3 separate regions of the Homo sapiens genome follow, and regions 2 and 3 are each linked to region 1. The links are chromatin loops, found by intact Hi-C in ENCODE. Cell type or tissue: IMR-90. All regions are shown on one strand. Links, peaks and the distances in the headings refer to the core of each region. The heading gives the core; the rest is flanking DNA.

What was found. Hi-C counts contacts between places; a loop is a spot of excess contacts. Peaks named below come from ENCODE experiments on the same cell type or tissue, not always from the same donor. Only the 100,000 strongest peaks of a DNase experiment are listed, where the experiment ranks them.
Region 2: it touches region 1 in a loop (8-fold over the local background); 6 of 110 quality-filtered maps call a loop at or near these places.
Region 3: it touches region 1 in a loop (9-fold over the local background); 2 of 110 quality-filtered maps call a loop at or near these places.

What each region holds. Positions count from the first base shown.
Region 1 is chr11:69,494,569-69,500,118 of GRCh38, forward strand. No RefSeq gene overlaps it. Among named protein-coding and RNA genes, the nearest start is that of LINC01488, 16 kb to the left of the region's middle. RefSeq lists enhancers at 1-3,198, 1,149-1,691, 1,871-2,686, 2,687-3,500, 5,034-5,550. In IMR-90, for the core only: no CTCF peak of the experiment used is centred there; DNase peaks (open chromatin) are centred at 2,463 and 2,793; H3K27ac peaks cover 1,062 bases.
Region 2 is chr11:69,298,669-69,304,218 of GRCh38, forward strand. It overlaps the pseudogene IFITM9P. Among named protein-coding and RNA genes, the nearest start is that of MYEOV, 7.3 kb to the left of the region's middle. RefSeq lists enhancers at 1-61, 1-74 and a silencer at 855-1,043. In IMR-90, for the core only: no CTCF peak of the experiment used is centred there; DNase peaks (open chromatin) are centred at 1,883, 3,103 and 3,453; H3K27ac peaks cover 3,624 bases.
Region 3 is chr11:69,339,382-69,344,931 of GRCh38, forward strand. It overlaps LOC105369370 (a long non-coding RNA gene), which reads left to right. Exons shown (of 5, transcript XR_950269.4): 2 at 2,129-2,297. Among named protein-coding and RNA genes, the nearest start is that of MYEOV, 48 kb to the left of the region's middle. RefSeq lists enhancers at 1-465, 3,113-4,045. In IMR-90, for the core only: no CTCF peak of the experiment used is centred there; a DNase peak (open chromatin) is centred at 2,350.

The DNA of each region.
Region 1 (5,550 bases), core at 209-5,208:
CCATCTGAGTCAACTGTGCACAAAAACAGGAAGACTGGGACAAGATCTTTCACCTTCCTTCGATTGTCATCATCCAATTGTTCTTCCCGCGGTGACGCCATCCGGCAGCTTCACCGATATTCCTCTCTGGCATGACAGGGCCAGGCCCACCCCCCACAGAGGAGACAAGGAGGCGGAGAAGCCAGCCTTTCTGCAGGGCATAGGCACAGGGCTATGTGGTTGCCAGATGCACAGAAAGACCCTCAACCACAACCTGGGCTTTCAGGGCAAACCCAAGGGGCTTTTCGTGACTATGCCGGGGGCGTGGAAATGACTCCTCAAAATGCAGCACTTGCGGCAACAGGGGAGCAGCCCTGCCAGAGAGGCCCAAATCCTGGACTCAAGTGCCTGCTGCATGGCAGGTGGTCCCGGACAGTGAGGGCCCTCTCAGAGGAAAACATGGTGAGACCTGGGATCTGGGCTTTGACAACTGGCCAGTAAGATTGAGGCTGGCAGGCTTGTGGGCACAATTGGCCACAGCAGCCGCTGCACTCCTGGAAGAGCTGCATGAGGAGTAGGTGGCTTCCCCAGAGTCCCCACCTCCAGCAGGAAAGCATGGACAGGAACCAGAGGGGCTGGAACCTCTGGAGACCTGGTAGGGAAAGGCCACCCAACCCCCCGGTGCTTCTAGGAAGATTTTTCAATGTATGATTCTGACCAGTGGGAAGTTGCCACAAAGCCCTGGGGCTGGAAGAAGCCATGCACCAGGATAGCAGGTCTTAAGTGAGGAGGGCAAGGACAAAGATGAATCAGGACACCCACCCAGAGCCCGGAAGGTGGAAGAAGCTGCCCTCACCTCACCAGCCCCTGCTAGATACTCACACACTCACACACATGGGTGTGCAGGTGCACACACGCATGCACACACACACACACACACACACAGGGGCTGCTGGGAAGTGAGTGGGTCCCTGCTCCCTGTGGAATATGTGAAGCCACTTGGGGCCAGCTGGGCTTTGCCACATCATTCCCGCCTGTGAAAGAGGCCTCTGAGGTTCTGGTGCCACCTGGATAATTCAAAGCCCATCCAGCCTGGGGTTGTCCCCCTACCAGGATCTTCCCCAGGGCTTTGGAGGCCTCACCCTTCCTGGCCTCCAGGGGCTCCATTCATGTCCAGCATAAACACATGGCCGGGAGGGGAGGCTGGCTTTGCTGATCCCAGGGCCCAGACGTTCACAACTGGGAACTTGAAGGGTGTGGGGCCGAGTCCCAGCTCCTACACCTCTGTCCTCACCTCTGCACCAGGCCTGAGATCCCTGGTCCTAAGTACCTCCTGGGGATGATGTGAGCTCCGGGAAGAAAAGAGGAGGCAGGGCTTGATGACAGGAGCTCCTGGGGCAGGTGGGGCAGCTGGGATGACCGTGCTGGTGGCAGACTTTGAGGGGCACGGGATGCCTTGCTCTCCTCCACCCGCAGGGCTTTAACAATATGCAGCAAGCTCAGCTGGGTTTGGGAGGCCATGACAGCCCAAGCCCCCTGCAGCAACAGTGAATGTTTCTCCTGACCAAGATTGGCTGGGAAGAGACAGCAGCGTGCCATCGGGTGAAGAAGGTGGGTTGTGCAGAAAATTTCAGCTACAAGCGACAGAACACCAATTTAAACTGGTTACAGCCAAAAGGAGAGGGTTAATTGATGTAGAAGAGCTTCAGGCATAGCTGGTTCCAGGAGTCTGTCATCGGAACTTGGGGTCTCCATCCCTCCTTCTCTAGCTCTGCTTTCCCGTGTTGGTATCACTCACAGGCAGACTCGTCCTTCTGTCTTTTCCTTCTAGTCCAAGACGGGCATGGCGCCAGAGCCATCCTTGTCCCGGGTGGCCACCTCGCCAGCTGCAGAACCAACTTCCGGCAGCATTATCCGTGCTTTCCTGAGTTGACGAGCACCATGCACTCAGGGGAGCTCTACCTTGCTTTGAGGGTGGTTTGGATGTTCTCTCTTCCCTCTCTTTTCTTTCTGCCCCCAACAGAGAGACAGTTGTGGGGACAACTGAAGGGGCTTGGTACTGGCATCTGGAGGGCAGAGGCCAGAGATGCTGCTAAATACCCTACAGGGCCCAGGACAGTCCCCACAGCAGAGAATTATCCGGCCGCATTGCAGGATAGAGAAATCCTGGGACAAGTGGCTGTGGACGTCCAGGTGTGGTCATTCCTCCAGCCACAGCAGGCTTTCAGAAGTTGTCCTGAGACTGCAATGCAGGGGGGCACTGTACTCAGGAGCAGGGTGGTCCCCACCTGGGCTGAGGACAGATCTTTGGGAGGCAGCAGTGGCCTGAGCCCTGGACCAGGATGCAGGGGTCCCGGCTCTCGTTCTCCCTCATTCCCCCACTGCTCAAATGTGTCACTCCTGCCTTGCCACCCCCATTTACTTGTCTGAGGCAGGAGCTGATCTAGGAGCTGGGGAACCACTCACAGGTCTTGGGCAAAGGTCAGTGCCTGCATAGACTTGGCCAGCACAGTGTGCTTGAGCCCACCATCTCAGCCTCCTCACCACGGGGATTGTGCGGCCAGGGAAGTGCTGGCTTGCTTCCAGGTTGGTTTGGGTGTTTTCTATTTCCTCTCTTCTCGTGGCGCCCACCCGCCCCCCCGCCCCGCCCTGCCCCAGGTTCCCATTGAAATGCCGGCCAAAAGGACAGCTACACAGGCAGTTCCAGACCGCAGCCTTCCAGGGCCCTGCTCTGAGCAGCTGCCTGAGAGTCCCAGGCCGGGCGTACATTGTTCCATTTTTGGAATTCTTCGGGAGTGAGAGCAGCCTCGGCTGTCAACAGTGCTCTGTTCACAGAGGCCGGCCCGGCAAAGGAGAGAGGGCGAGCTATTGTCCAGGGCTGGGCTGCGGGCTGCAGGAATGTGCTGGAATGCCGGCCCGCATGGCACAGTCCCAGAGCGGGGCCTTTGTGTGCAAACACCACCGGGCAGCAGGGCCATCACATAAATAACGATGACCTCACCCCCAGATATCAGGCTCTGTGGTGGGATGGGGTGGGGGCGGGGGCCGGCCCCCAGAAAGGAGACCACAGGGGAGGCGCACCCTTCCCCACACACAGGGCACTGCAGCAGCCTCTGTGCAGGAACGCCAGCCAGAGTGGGGTTGGGGTGGATGTCTGCCCCTGGAAGCAGGCTGCATTTACTGTCTGGGGCCAATTGATACCCCTCAGTGCCTGAGACCTGGGCATCAGGACTCAGAGCCTCAACTCCAAAGGGTCCTGATGAAAATGCTGGTATAGGTATAGGCAGTTCAGGTCCAGGTGCAGAGGTGCAGGTATGGGCATGTGCAAGTTGCAGGTATAGGCGGAGGGGTGCAGGTATAGGCAGAGGGGTGCAGGTATAGGTGGAGGGGTGGAGGTATAGGTGGAGGACTGCAGGTATAGGTGGAGGGGTGTGGGTATAGGTGGAGGGGTGCAAGTGTAGGTGGAGGGGTGCAGGTATAGGCGGAGGGGTGCATGTGTAGGTGGAGGGGTGCAGGTATAGGTGAAGGGGTGCAGGTATAGGTGAAGGGGTGCAGGTATAGGTGGAGGGGTGCAGGTATAGGTGGAGGGGTGCAGGTATAGGTGGAGGGGTGCATGTATAGGTGGAGGGGTGCAGGTATAGGTGAAGGGGTGCAGGTACAGGTGGAGGGGTGCAGGTATAGGCGGAGGGGTGTAGGTATAGGTGGAGGACTGCAGGTATAGGCGGAGGGGTGTGGGTATAGGTGGAGGGGTGCAAGTGTAGGTGGAGAGGTGCAGGTATAGGCGGAGGGGTGCATGTGTAGGTGGAAGGGTGCAGGTATAGGTGAAGGGTTGCAGGTATAGGTGAAGGGGTGCAGGTATAGGCAGAGGGGTGCAGGTATAGGTGGAGGGGTGCAGGTATAGGTGGAGGACTGCAGGTATAGGCGGATGGGTGTGGGTATAGGTGGAGGGGTGCAAGTGTAGGTGGAGAGGTGCAGGTATAGGTGGAGGGGTGCATGTGTAGGTGGAGGGGTGCAGGTGTAGGTGGAGGGGTGCAGGTATAAGTGAAGGGGTGCAGGTACAGGTGGAGGGGTGCAGGTATAGGCGGAGGGGTGTAGGTATAGGTGGAGGACTGCAGGTATAGGTGGAGGGGTGCGGGTGTAGGTGGAGGGGTGCAGGTGAAGGTATGTGCAAGTGTGGGTAGGTGGAGGGATGGAGGTATAGGTATGTACAAATGTGAGTATAGGTGGAGGGGTGCAGGTACAGGTGAAGGGGTGCAGGTACAGGTAGAAGGGTGCAGGTTCAGGTGGAGGGGTGCAGGTATAGGTGGAGGGGTGCAGATATAGGTGGAGAGGTGCAGGTACAGGTGGAGAGGTGCAGGTACAGGTGGAGAGGTGCAGGTATAGGTGGACGGGTGCAGGTACAGGTATATGCGGGTGCAGGTACAGGTATATGCAAGTGCAGGTATAGGCAGGGGGATAGCGAGCCCTAGATACATCCCTGGGTGATGAGGCCCACTCCGCCTCCTCCAGGCTTGTCACCTCTGTGAGCTGCTGTACCTCCTTCCTCAGTAGAAAGGGGACCACAGAGATAAGTCATGCCTTCAGCACCTGCCAGCGGCAGGTGTGATGAGAAGGGTGTTTTCCCTCTGGGGTCTTCCTTCCCAAACCCCATAACCCAGTCCAACTATGAGATCAACTAAAGGGCATTCTGTGAAATCCTCAAAACCAGTCCTCAAAACTGGTGAGGATGTCACAAGCAAGCAAAGAGAGAAGCTGCCGCAGCCCAGGGAGTCTCAGGAAATGGGGTGACCCAGTGTCACGTGGGGCCCTGGATGGGGCTCTGGGACAGAAAAGGGTATTGTGGGAAAGCCAAACAAACTACAGACCTTAATTAACAAGAATGCATTGACATGAGTTCGTTAACTCTGACAAGCACACCCTACTAATATTAGATGTTCACAGTAGGGGAAGCTGGGTGTGGGGCACGCGGGAGCTCTTGCTGTGTCCGTAACTTCTCCGTGAAGCTGCAACTGTTCTAAAGTGGAAGGTGTGTAAAGCCGAATGGTTAAGAATCCAGCTCACCCTGGGACACGCAGCAGGTGCCCAGCCAGCGGCAGCCCTGACCATGAGACCAGCCCACCCCTTTCACTCTGTCTACTCAGAGAAGCCTCTTTGCTGTAACCCACACAGTGGTTGGAACTGTACAGACTTCATCATGAGGAGTAAGTGCAAGCAGGAGGTAGGAGTGCATTGGCGGGAACCTGCAGAGACTGGGCGAGTCCCTGTTCTGTCCCTTCCTGACTCCAGGGCTTGAGTGAGCGACACCACCTGCTTCTTGGGGCTGCTGTGGGGCAATGAGAAGACCCAGTGGGATTTGCAATGTAGGGCACACCTGCTCCACACTGCGACCAGAGCCCTTTCAACTCAGACCGAATCTGGAGGCGTCTCTGAGCCTGCTTTGCTGGCCCCAGCTCTCCTCTCTCCTGCCCCTTCCTGGCCAACCTCAAAGGAGGGCCCTCGAGGCCTAGCAGAGACGCTCCCACCAGGCAGCGTGTTACAACACACCATGTTGCCTTCCCGCGCCTCCGGCAG
Region 2 (5,550 bases), core at 211-5,210, 200 kb before region 1:
CTGAGGTTACGGAGTGGTCAAGCGAGGCCAGCAGGGCGTGGAGACCAGGAGGAAGCTGGGCTGCAGTTTCATTCACAAAAACACGACCCGCCCGCTTCCTGTGTCCTGCCTGGGCTGCCCGGCCCGCAGCCCTACAGCCAGTTCACAGGGTGTTTGCAAGTTTGCAGGGGCCAGTGAGGGTGCTCCTGGGGTTTAAGAGGCTTGAGTTTGTCCACCCCACGGCCTCTGTCAGGACCCCCCCTTCCCGCCACTATGCTTCTGTCTCCCACGGTGCCTCCCAGCTCACCCCCACAGGGGCCTGGCGCAGAGCCTCAAACTCAGGATTCTATAGGAGCTGAGGGTTGGGTCTGAGCACCTTGGCGCTTCCCCTGGCCCCACTGACCCATCCTTGTTTCAGCACAGAGCTGGGAGGCCCAGGGAGGATGGCCTCTGCTGACTGGTCCAGCTCCCTCTGTGGTTCCCACCTCTCAGTGTGGGGTGGATCCAAGGGGGAGGGAAGAGAAGGGGATGGGAAGAAAACGATGCCTGTTGGGGCACAGGCTCCTAAACCCAACCTCGTATCGCCTCCTGCGAGTAGCTTCCAGGTGTCCACAGGGAGCCCGGGGTCATGCTGGCATCATTCATTCTCCACGCATCAGATGATCCTGTGGCCCCTCAGTGCCAGGCCCCACTGGCCCTCTGCGCACATCAGTGACTCTGATGTTCTCCCCCACCGCATGCTGCCAATCTGATGGTGGAGACAGAACAGCAGTCCCGGATGGTAAGGACGCCCAGTGCCAACCCCCCTTAGCAGGGGAGATGCAGAGGAGGGGGGCCACCCAATCTGGGCATCACAGAAGCCTCCCTGGAAGAGGGGGCATCCGAGCAGAGCCTGAAGGATGAGATACCAGCTAGGGGAAGGGACTGGCTGGGAGGAGAGGCAGGGAGGGGTCTCCAGGCAGAGAGACAGCAAGTGCAAGGCTTGAGTGCAGGAGAGACCCTGGTGTGTCGGAGCTGGAGAGGAGTGTGTGGGGGGTCTGGGTGGTGTGGAGCGGGGATGGAGGCCAGGCCAGGGGGTCGGCCAGGCTGAGTGGCTTGGACATTTTACTGAGCACGGTGAGGAACCCCTGCAGGCTTGTGTGCTTGGCTGGCCCCGCCCGGCTGACCACAGCTTCGTGCAGCACAATGCACATGGCACTGTGTTGGGGTCTCCTATCCAGGGTCTCATTTCACCCTGGTGCTGCCCCTGTGAGGAGGCGTTGTCTCTCCTTCTGCAGTTGAGGAAACTGAGGCCTAAGAGGCAAGTTCTGTCCAAGGTCATGCAGTAGGTGCTCCCGGAGTCATCCGAATCGCAGTCCAGGGGTCTCTCGCCACCCTCCCTGACCCTCTGGCCATGGCTGCTGCGGGGATGAAACCATCACAGGGGCAAGGCACTTTGAAATGTGAAAGCTCTGTGGTGTCATGATGATAAAAACACAACAGGAAGAACGCAACCCATTTTGGTTTTATGAGGCTGAGCTGCCCCTCTGGAACTCCCTCTTATCTGGGGATCTCAAGGCACTGGGAAGGTCCACAGACCACTCCTAGAAGCACTGGGAGGCAAGCTCAGGCCAGGCAGGAAGTGGCAGGCACTGCTCATTCTCTGCCGTCCCAGTCCTCCTCCCCTCAGAATCGACCCCTCTCCCCAAGCCAGCTGGTGCGAGAATGGGGAGCTCGGGTCCTCCCCATCCCCAGCAGGTGAGGAACAAAGACCAGCAGCAGCAGGAACGGGACTAAGGACTCCACCATCCTGGAGACAGAGAGGGGTGGAGGCATTGGCAGTTCTGCCTGGTTTAGAGTTTTCTGGGTTCAGATCCTGTCTGTCCCTTGAGACTATGAGCTCCTGAAAGTCATGGACCATGCGTGTCTGAGTCACTGGGGCCTGCTGGGATGAGCACGGCTTGATGGCTGGAGAGGAGGGAGTAGGGTGTGGAAGGCTGAGGGTCAGGGGGAAGTCACAGGACTGGCTACCCTGTCAAGGCTTCCTAGGGTTTGTTTAATGAATAAGGAATTGATGGATGAATTATCCACTAACCGAAGGGTATGAATTCCAGACAGATATGTGGAAGGATAAATGGATAAATGAATGTGTGGATGGTCTAAGGGAAGATGGATGAGTGGGTGGATGGATGAAGGGATGGGTGGATGGATAAGTGATGAATGAATGCACGGATGATGGATGGATGGATGGATGGATGGAAGGGTGGAAGGATGGATGGAAGGGTGGAAGGATGGATGGAGGGATGAACAGATGGAAGGATGGATTGATCAACGATGGATGAATGTGTGGATGTGGATAGATGGATGAATGCATGGACAGATAGATAGTGGATAGATGTTATAGGGGGTTGGTAGAAAGTGAAATAAGCACCTGGGTCATCTCAGGCATATGGGCAATGTGAGATGCTTCTAGCAGAGACTATGATGAGGCTCGCTTGGGATATGGGCAACATGAGACGCTTCTAGCAGAGACCGTGATGGGGCTCGCTCGGGATATGGGCAATGTGAGACGCTTCTAGCAGAGACTGTGATGGGGCTCGCTTGGGATATGGGTAATGTGAGATGCTTCTAGCAGAGACTGTGCTGGGGCTTGCTCGGCTTCACAGATGGAAACTTGGCATGCGTGGCACAATGCCCATGTCCTCCACCAACTAGAAGACCAATGGTTTGTCTAGGACCAAGAGACTCGGGTCATTTTCTTGGTTCAGCCTTATCAGCCCCTTGACCATGGCCAGTCTTCTCCCCTCCTGGCCTTGGTTTCCCGTCTGGATTATGGGGATTTACTGGATGAGATGGGCCTCTATGGTGGAGTGTCCAGGTTTTCCTAGGAGGAGGGGCAGCACCCCCGCCTCTCTCTTCCGCTCACAGGCCTTCCCTCACTCCATTCCCAGGCTCAGCCAAGGCACCTGCCATGCACCCTCTTTCCCACCATTTTCTAAATGTCTGGGCATGAAGCCAGCAGGAGAGATGGGCCCTGGGGAAAGGGAAGCTGGCCCCTGCTGCAGGGTGGGCAGGCTGGGGACCACTGTGGCTGCAGACAGCTGCTCAGCAGGCCCTTGGCAGGCTCCAGCTGAGTCACCCTGAGTCACCACTGTCACCTCCTACCACACATTCCTTCATTCATACAGTGTCTACCCCTGAGGCCACCTCCCTGAAATCTCACTGGGCAGTTGCCAAGGGTGTGGAGGGCACTCAGGCCTGCCTGATGGGCCCCTGGCAGGGAGAGAGGGCTGGGCAAGATGACCTCCGGGAAGGTGTGGACACCCTCTGGGTCCCTTCCAGCCCGGGAGCCCTCTGACCTCACTGGGCTGGGTTCCCTGCAGATGGGAGGGCTAGGTGCCTGTCTCCTTGAGGCCCCTTAGCAGTCATTTGGAGGAACACTGGGCCCCTCAGCTCACTAAGATTCACTGGGATGAGGAGAGGAAAGTGACTCACCTGCCCCCCTTGCCTGTCTCCTCAGCAGCCACACCCAGGCTAGGCTCTCCCGCAGAGGGCCTGTGGCCCCTTTGCAGTGGACCAGGCCAGCTCCGGAGTGGGCAGCCCTGCTCTGTGTCTGTCCCAGCGCTTCCTTTCTGTAGGGTGTGGGGCAGGCCATGCACGGCTCCAGGCCTCCGTGTCCTCGTCTGTAGTCGGGCTGTCGGCAGGCACCGCCTCTGGTGACTTGTGTGGGCACCTGGTGCTCCTCTGTCCCTCCTGGGGCCAGGAGTGTCCCACAGCCCTCTGACCTGCAGGGCTCACCTCTGGCAGGTCCTGAGTCCTGGTGTCAGATGCCACCAGGAACACAATTCTGGGCCTGAGAGGTGAGCCTCTCTCCAACTGGAAGCCTGGGCTACACTAAGAGCTTAGGGACCCAGGGTGGTGAACCCTGAGTGCTGGGCTCCCAGGGGTGGGAAGAGAGAGGCCGGGGTGGTAGCCTGGCCCCCACACAGTAGGTGCCAGGTAGGGCAGCCGCTGGGAGCCTGGCACGGGGCCTGGGGCCAGGCTGGGGCTGGTGGTCTCAGGGTCCATGAGGCCCATACATCAGCCTCTGAATTTGCCATGGCAGGAACCTGGGACACAGGAAGCCGGCACCGCTGAGCACCCTGTCCTTTTCATTCATTTCCTCTCCCGCTAACCCCAGTCAAGCCTTCTGTGGCAGGCACCGCTCTGCACTGAGGATTTATGTCAATGAAATTGACTTGGGTCCCTGTCCAAGGGGGTCTGCATTCTATTGAGGGGAGACGGAAGACAGGCAGTAACCATAGTCACATGGCCTGGCCTGCTATGGAGGCAATCAGAACCTTGGGAAAGAGAAAGGAGAGTGAGGGAAGAGGGTGCTCTCTGAGAAGGGCTTTGGATGGGATCGGGGGGGCACGGTGAGCAGGGATGGGGGGTGTCTGGACAGCGCACCCCGCTGTGGAGCAGTAGGGAGGCTGGCAGAGGGGACCAAATCTGGGAAGTGGCTAGATCCTGCACAATCTCCCATCTCCCAGGGAGGCTGACATGGGACCAGTTTTCTGGGATGGCCCCACGTGCTCTAGTGTATTCTTTTTTTTTTTTTTTTTTTTCGCAGCAGCACCAGAAACATATACACTTTATTGAATGCTATTGTAGAAAAGTGTGTGAAGATAAAGGGCTGATAACAGGACTTGGCTCCGGGGGCAGGGCGAGGAATGGAAGGTGGAGTACGTGGGATACAGGTCATGGGCAGAGCTCCTGGCCTCAATGATGCCTCCTGATCTATCGATGGGCTTGGATGATCAACACTGGGATGACGATGAGCAGAATGGTCGTGAGGATGCCCAAAATCAGGGCCCAGATGTTCAGGCACTTGGCGGTGGAGGCATAGGCCTGGGCCCCAGTCAGGTCGCCAACCATCTTCCTGTCCCTAGACTACACGGAGTAGGCGAATGCCTTGAAGCCCGGGCGGCAGGGGTTCATGAAGAGGGCGTTGAACAGGGACCAGACAACATGGTCGGGCACGGAGGTCTCGCTGCGGATGTGGATCACAGTGGATGTCGGGGGAGCAGGGTTGTGGGGTGCCCCCGCACAGCCACGTCGTGTTCCTCCTTGAGCATCTCATAGTTGGGGGGGCTGGCTGCTGTTGACAGGAGAGAAGAAGGTTTGGACAGTGTGGTTCATGGTGTCCAGCGAAGACCAGTGGTGGTCGGGTTTCTGGGGTGATTCTCAGTGGGCCCTCCCTTTCCCTAGTAGTTTCGTTTTCTCCGCTCTAGTGTATTCTTATGGGGCCCCCTTCTCCTCTCAAAGGGTGAGTTTGTTGGTCCTACCCTTGCAGGACTTTTTAAGGCCTTTGGCTTTCGCTTGAATGGATTAGGGAGCAGGGGAAGGATGGGTCCGACTCAGGCTGCTGAAAGGATGCTCTGCCTGCCAGGTTGAGAAGGGACTGGGGGATGGGGTTAAGGGTAGATTTATGATCTGTGATCCTAATATCCATTTTCTGATGATGCCCCTCAGCTCTGGGGACACAGAGGTGGGGCAGACGAGGTCTTCCCCAGAGATTCCCTGATGGGGGAAGGACACACAAAGGCTGAT
Region 3 (5,550 bases), core at 211-5,210, 160 kb before region 1:
CCCCTCCTGTAGCCTCATCCTCCCCAGGACTCAGCCGAGGACTCCTGGCTGGGGGACCCCTGATGGTACCTCTGCGCCTGCCTCCCCCACAGCAGAGCCTCTCTGATGCCCTGCCTCATAGCTCCCAGAAGCTTCTGGACTGTGAACTCTGGTCTCTGCCTCTTGAGCTCAGTGGGACCACTCTGCTCTGTGAGGCCTCCTGCCTGCTGAGCCATGGGGGGAGATGGTCTCCAGGGGTGGCATGGCTGGCTCCTGAGCGCCCTGCCTCTCAGCATCAAGTCATGCACTGCTTGCTGTTCACTGCCCGCCCAGAGTTGTCTCAAACATGCTGTCCAGTTCAATCATGTGTGTTTGCAGTGGGATGGCCCGTCCAGCACTAGTTACCCCAACACGGCTGAAAGTGGAAGAGACCCAGAGTGTTTTAATCAATTTACTGAACTCTACCTAGAAATACAAGCCAAAGGTGGACACCCCTATAAAATAAGCCATTCTCCATGGGGTGCAAGGATGAAGTGTAGGGCCATGGGCCAGTGTGTGACTCCACAGGGCATTAGGGAAGAGGATGGCGTATTAGTCTGCTCTCATGCTGCTAGTAAAGGCAGACCTGAGACTGGGTAATTTATAAAGGAAAGAGGTTTACTGGACTCACAGTTCCACATGGCTGGGGAGGTCTCATAATCATGGCAGAAGGCGAAGGAAGAGCAAAGGCACATTTTACATGGCGGCTGACAAGAGAGTGTCTGCAGGGGAACTCCCCTTTAAAAAACCATCAGATCTCATGTGACTTACTCATTATCACGAGAACAGCATGGGAAAAAAACCCATGAATCAGTGACCTCCCACTGGGTCCCTCCCACGACATGTGGGGATTATGACAATTCAAGGTGAGATCTGGGTGGGGACACAGAGCCAAACCATATCAGATGGGCTCCTCCAAACTGGGGGCATGTTGAACACAGTGCCTGGTACATGGGAGGAGATGACGACAGTGTCCCCTCTGTGGAAAGATGGGTCCTGCTGCATAGCTAAGCTCCCTAGAGCCTCTGCCTCCTGCCCAGAGCCTACATCTCTCATGGCTTCAAAGGAAACTTCTGGAAGCACAGATGGCCCAGCATCCTAGAAGGGCTTCCCCTGCAGGTCAGAAAGTCACCCTGAAAGCTCTCAGTTCAGGGCAGCCATCTTTGGGCTCTTCCCAGCATTGGCTGTGAGGGGATTCCAATGACAGCCTCCCCTCCATATGTAGGACACACCTGTGCATACATAACTCTTTCCTGTTTAACATGCTGTGGGCACAGAGACAATGCTCCATGAGGAAACCATGACCCAACCTTTACCCCATCCTCGGATAAGGAAATGGAGGCCCAGAGAAGGAGCCACCTGAAGCCACGCCACGAGCCAGGATGAGACCCCGGCAGCAGGTGCTCTGTTTCTAGCACACCCCAGCTGGTCTTTTCATTGAGTGCACAGATTTTTTTTGAGGCACAAATGCAGTAAAGTTTCATTTATGCATTTGCCCATTCATTTGTCTTAGGACTGAGATGGCAGAGGGCTCCCAGACTTCCCTCTGCCTCCCCCTGCAGGGGTCTGGCTTTACCCTCGGTCTCTTCTTCTTCCTCCCACCTCCTGGAGGAAGTTTCTGTCCTTGCCCCTTGGTGTTTTGGGCCTTTTGGGATGCAGATTTGGGATGGAGAAGCACGTTGGAGAAGGAGAGCAGGAAGCAGGCTAGTGAGGGCCATGCCTGTTGCTGGAGTACATTGGTATAGGCCCTGTGTGCCCATTATGGGGTTTGAGAGGTGCAAGGTAATAGCTGGAGACATTCTGAAATTAGTTTTGAGGTTCTGGAGGGGACACACCGCTGGCTGGTGAACTCGATCACATTCCCAACTCTTTTAGGCCCAGTACCTCCCATTACAGAGGACAGAAGAGCCAAGCGCTGCTGTTTGCAGCTTCTTCAACCACTGGGGGTGGCCATGTAACCCATTCTGTCCGTTTCCCACAAGTCTTTTGGGAACTTCTGGGAAAGGTTTTTTGTTTGTTTGTTTTGTTTTGTTTTTGTTTTTTCTTTCCTGATTAAAAAAGAAGATACACATACCTGAAACTGTCCTTCCTCTTCCTTCCTACCTTGAAGGTGGAGGCAATGCCCAGAGCTGTGGCAGCCACCTTGCAGCCGTGAAGCACCAGTGGGAATGACAGTCAAGAGAACCACGGAGATGCCAGCCCCTGGACCCACAGCAGCAGCACCTGCTTCCAGACTCAGAGTGTGAGAAAAAAATAAACTCCTATTTGTTTATGGCAAGGTTAGTTGGGGTATCTGTTGTTTGTTATTGAAAGCATTCCTAGCTGATGCATAGACTCTGTGTGTGTGTGTGTTTAACCACAGCACTGAGACTGGACCGCAAGGGGCATGGCTCCAACAGGGTTATGTGTCTTTTTTTTTTTTTTTTTTTGAGACAGAGTCTTGCTCTGTTGCCCAGGCTGGAGTGCAGTGGCACGATCTTGGCTCACTGCAAGCTCTGCCTCCCGGGTTCATGGCATTCTCCTGCCTCAGCCTCCCAAGTAGCTGGGACTACAGGCACCCGCCACCACGCCCGGCTAATTTTTTGTTTTTTATTAGAGACGGGGTTTCACCGTGTTAGCCAGGATGGTCTCGATCTCCTAACCTCATGATCCACCCGTCTCAGCCTCCCAAAGTGCTGGGATTACAGGCGTGAGCCACTACGCCCGGCCAAAATCTTGGTTATGTGTCTTTTGACAAATATGTGTTGAGCACCTGCTGGTGACAGGCATGGGGTCGGCGGAGGTTATAAGGCAGATGGACACTTGCCTCCGGAAGTGGGGGTGGAGCAGACAGGGAACGTATGCCCTTGAGGGATGCGAGGCCACGACAGGGGAGTGGAAGGGAGTGGTGCCTGCATCTGATCTGTTCTGGAGGCTCTGGGGAAATGACACTGGGGCTTAGGCATTGTTATAGATTGAATTATGTCTCCCTAAATTCATTTGTTGTAGTTCTAACCCCAACACCTCAGAATGTGACCTTATATGCAGATAGGGTCTTTACAGAGGTAGTTAAGTCAAAGTGAAGTCGTTTGGGTGGGCTCTAATCCAATCTGATGGGTGGCCTTGTAATGAGGGGAAATGTGGTCACAGAGAGAGGCACGGGGATAAGCCAAAGAGAGAGGCCTTGGGGGAACTGACCCTGCCCATACCTTGATCTTGGACTTCCAGCCTCTGAGACTGTGAGATGATAAACATCTGTTGTTGAGGCCATCCAGCCTGCAGTGCTTTGTTACAGTAGCCTGAGCAAAGGAATACCCACCTGGAAGATGGGCATAAATTCACAAGAAGGGAGGGGAGGTGTTTGGGGGATCAGCAGGTGCAAAGGCAGCAAGAGAGTCCTGTGCCCTGGAGAAACAAGGGGCAGGCCGTGCACGATGGGGCAAGGCCAGACACAGGCAAAGGCCAGTCCTGCAGGCCTGGGGGTCCCCGCCCAGGCAGTGGGTTCTTTCCTGGGGATGGTGGCAGGGACACAGAAGGGAACAGAGAGGACAGCCTGCTCCAATATTCCCAGGCATTGCTGTTCATATGATGGGGTCAGAGGCTAAGTCCAGGCAAAGCGAGCCAGGAAAGAGTCAGAAAGGAGCCAGAGTGGGCGTGAAAGACCTGCTGCTTTCACAGGACAGGGGCTGGGTCCCAGGCCCCCAGCCTCATGCCATCGTCTGCAAAACAGCCAGGGCCGCGTGCTTCTGTCTGAAGGGCTGAGCCTTGAGGTGGCCTGAGCCGGAGGCCCCTCAGCTCCCTGGGGACCAGAAAGTCCGCTGACAGCACCTCTGAGGAAGCAGTTGCGCATTCTGGGCTAAGCTGCCAGTGCACAAGGAGGGAACCACATACCAGCCAGCCCCATCTGACACGGCGCATTTGCACTGAACCAGAGGGAATACTTCCTTCCTAAAGGTAGAATGAATCCTAAACAGCCAAAGAATTGTAATCATCCATCGCCATACCCACGGCACACTCTTCGATCTTCCATTTTGCCACTTATCATTGTTGGGTTGATTTGCAAACTTGGAGGTGGCATGCAATTCTGCTGTGTGGAATCAACTCCCTGCTGGTCAGCTCTGAGGGACCCATTTGTTACCTGGTCATGGGATGGGGACTCCCAAGCATCTCCTGCTGACCAGCCTCCATCCCTGAGTGAGGAAGGTCCTGGTGCCAAGCTTGATGCCAGCTGTCACACACAGTCTAGGCTTCCTAGCAGCCCTGTGCCTTGGGGCCACTATCATCCCTGTGTTACAAGTAGGGAAACTGAGGCTCTAAGAGGCCAAGTACCCTGCCAGGTTAAGCAGCTCCCACCCTTGGCCCACTCCACTGCCTGTGCTGCCATCAATCCCTGGGGACTCTTCCTGGTGTGCCCCGTGTTCTTCCCATGTGAAAGGACCAAGGTACCAGCATCTCAGGAATCCAGGCCCCTCTGGCTGTGGCCTCCCTCAGCATTGCTGCTAAATGTAAAGCCAAGAAGGTGCAGACAGCAGCTTTGGGCTTCCCGAGACCCCTTTGGGCCAGAACGTGCAGCCGGCAGGCGGTGAAGCAGCGTGATTTCTGTGTCCGATCCCCGTGACCTCTGAGATGCGGAGGAGACGGAGGTGCAGCAGGGCCACAGCAACTCACTCATTCCCTGACCCATTCCTTCCTTCATTCATTCACTGTGGACTCTGCCAGCAAACCCCTGAGGCAGCAGCTGGATCTTGGTCTTCATCGAGGACTAGCAGGAGAGGACAAAGTGAGACCAGAAGTGACCGCTGCACCTCGTGTGACAAGCTGGAGGTTCTATGAGTCCTCTGACAGGGGCAGGCCTGGCCTGGGGGCCCAGAAATGCTTTGTGATGAGAGAGTCAGTGAGCTGAGAAGGGGTGGGAGAGAATGGCCAGGGAAGAGATGAGGGTGTTCTGGAAGGGATGGTGTTTACAGTTGAATTATACCCCCTCCCAAAGGTGTATGTTGGAGTCCTGACCCCCAGTACCTCAGAGTGTGACCTTATATGGAGATAGGGTCTTTATAGCGTAATCAAGTCAAAGTGACGTTATCAGGGTGGGCCTCAATCCAACATGGCTGTTGACCTGATAAAAAGGGGAGATTTGGATGCAGAGATGCGTATGGAAAGACAACCATGGGAGGACTCAGGGAGAAGATGCCATCCACAGGCCATGAAGACAGGATTTGGGGGGAACCAGCCCTGCTCACTCCTTGTCAGATTTCTAGCCTGCAGAACTGTGGGATGATAAATGTCCGTTTTCGCACTGCTATATAGAACTACCCGAGACTGGGTAATTTATGAAAAAGAGGTTTAATTGACTCACAGTTCCACATGGCTGAAGAGGCCTCAGGAAACTTACAGTCATGGCAGAAGGTGAAGGGGAAGCAAGCACCTTCTTCATAAGGTGGCAGGAGGGAGAGCAAGGAGTGGGGACGTGGCACACCTTTAACCCATCAGATCTCCTGAGAACTCACTCACTATCATGAGAACAGCCTGGGGGAAAGCACCCCATGATCCAAT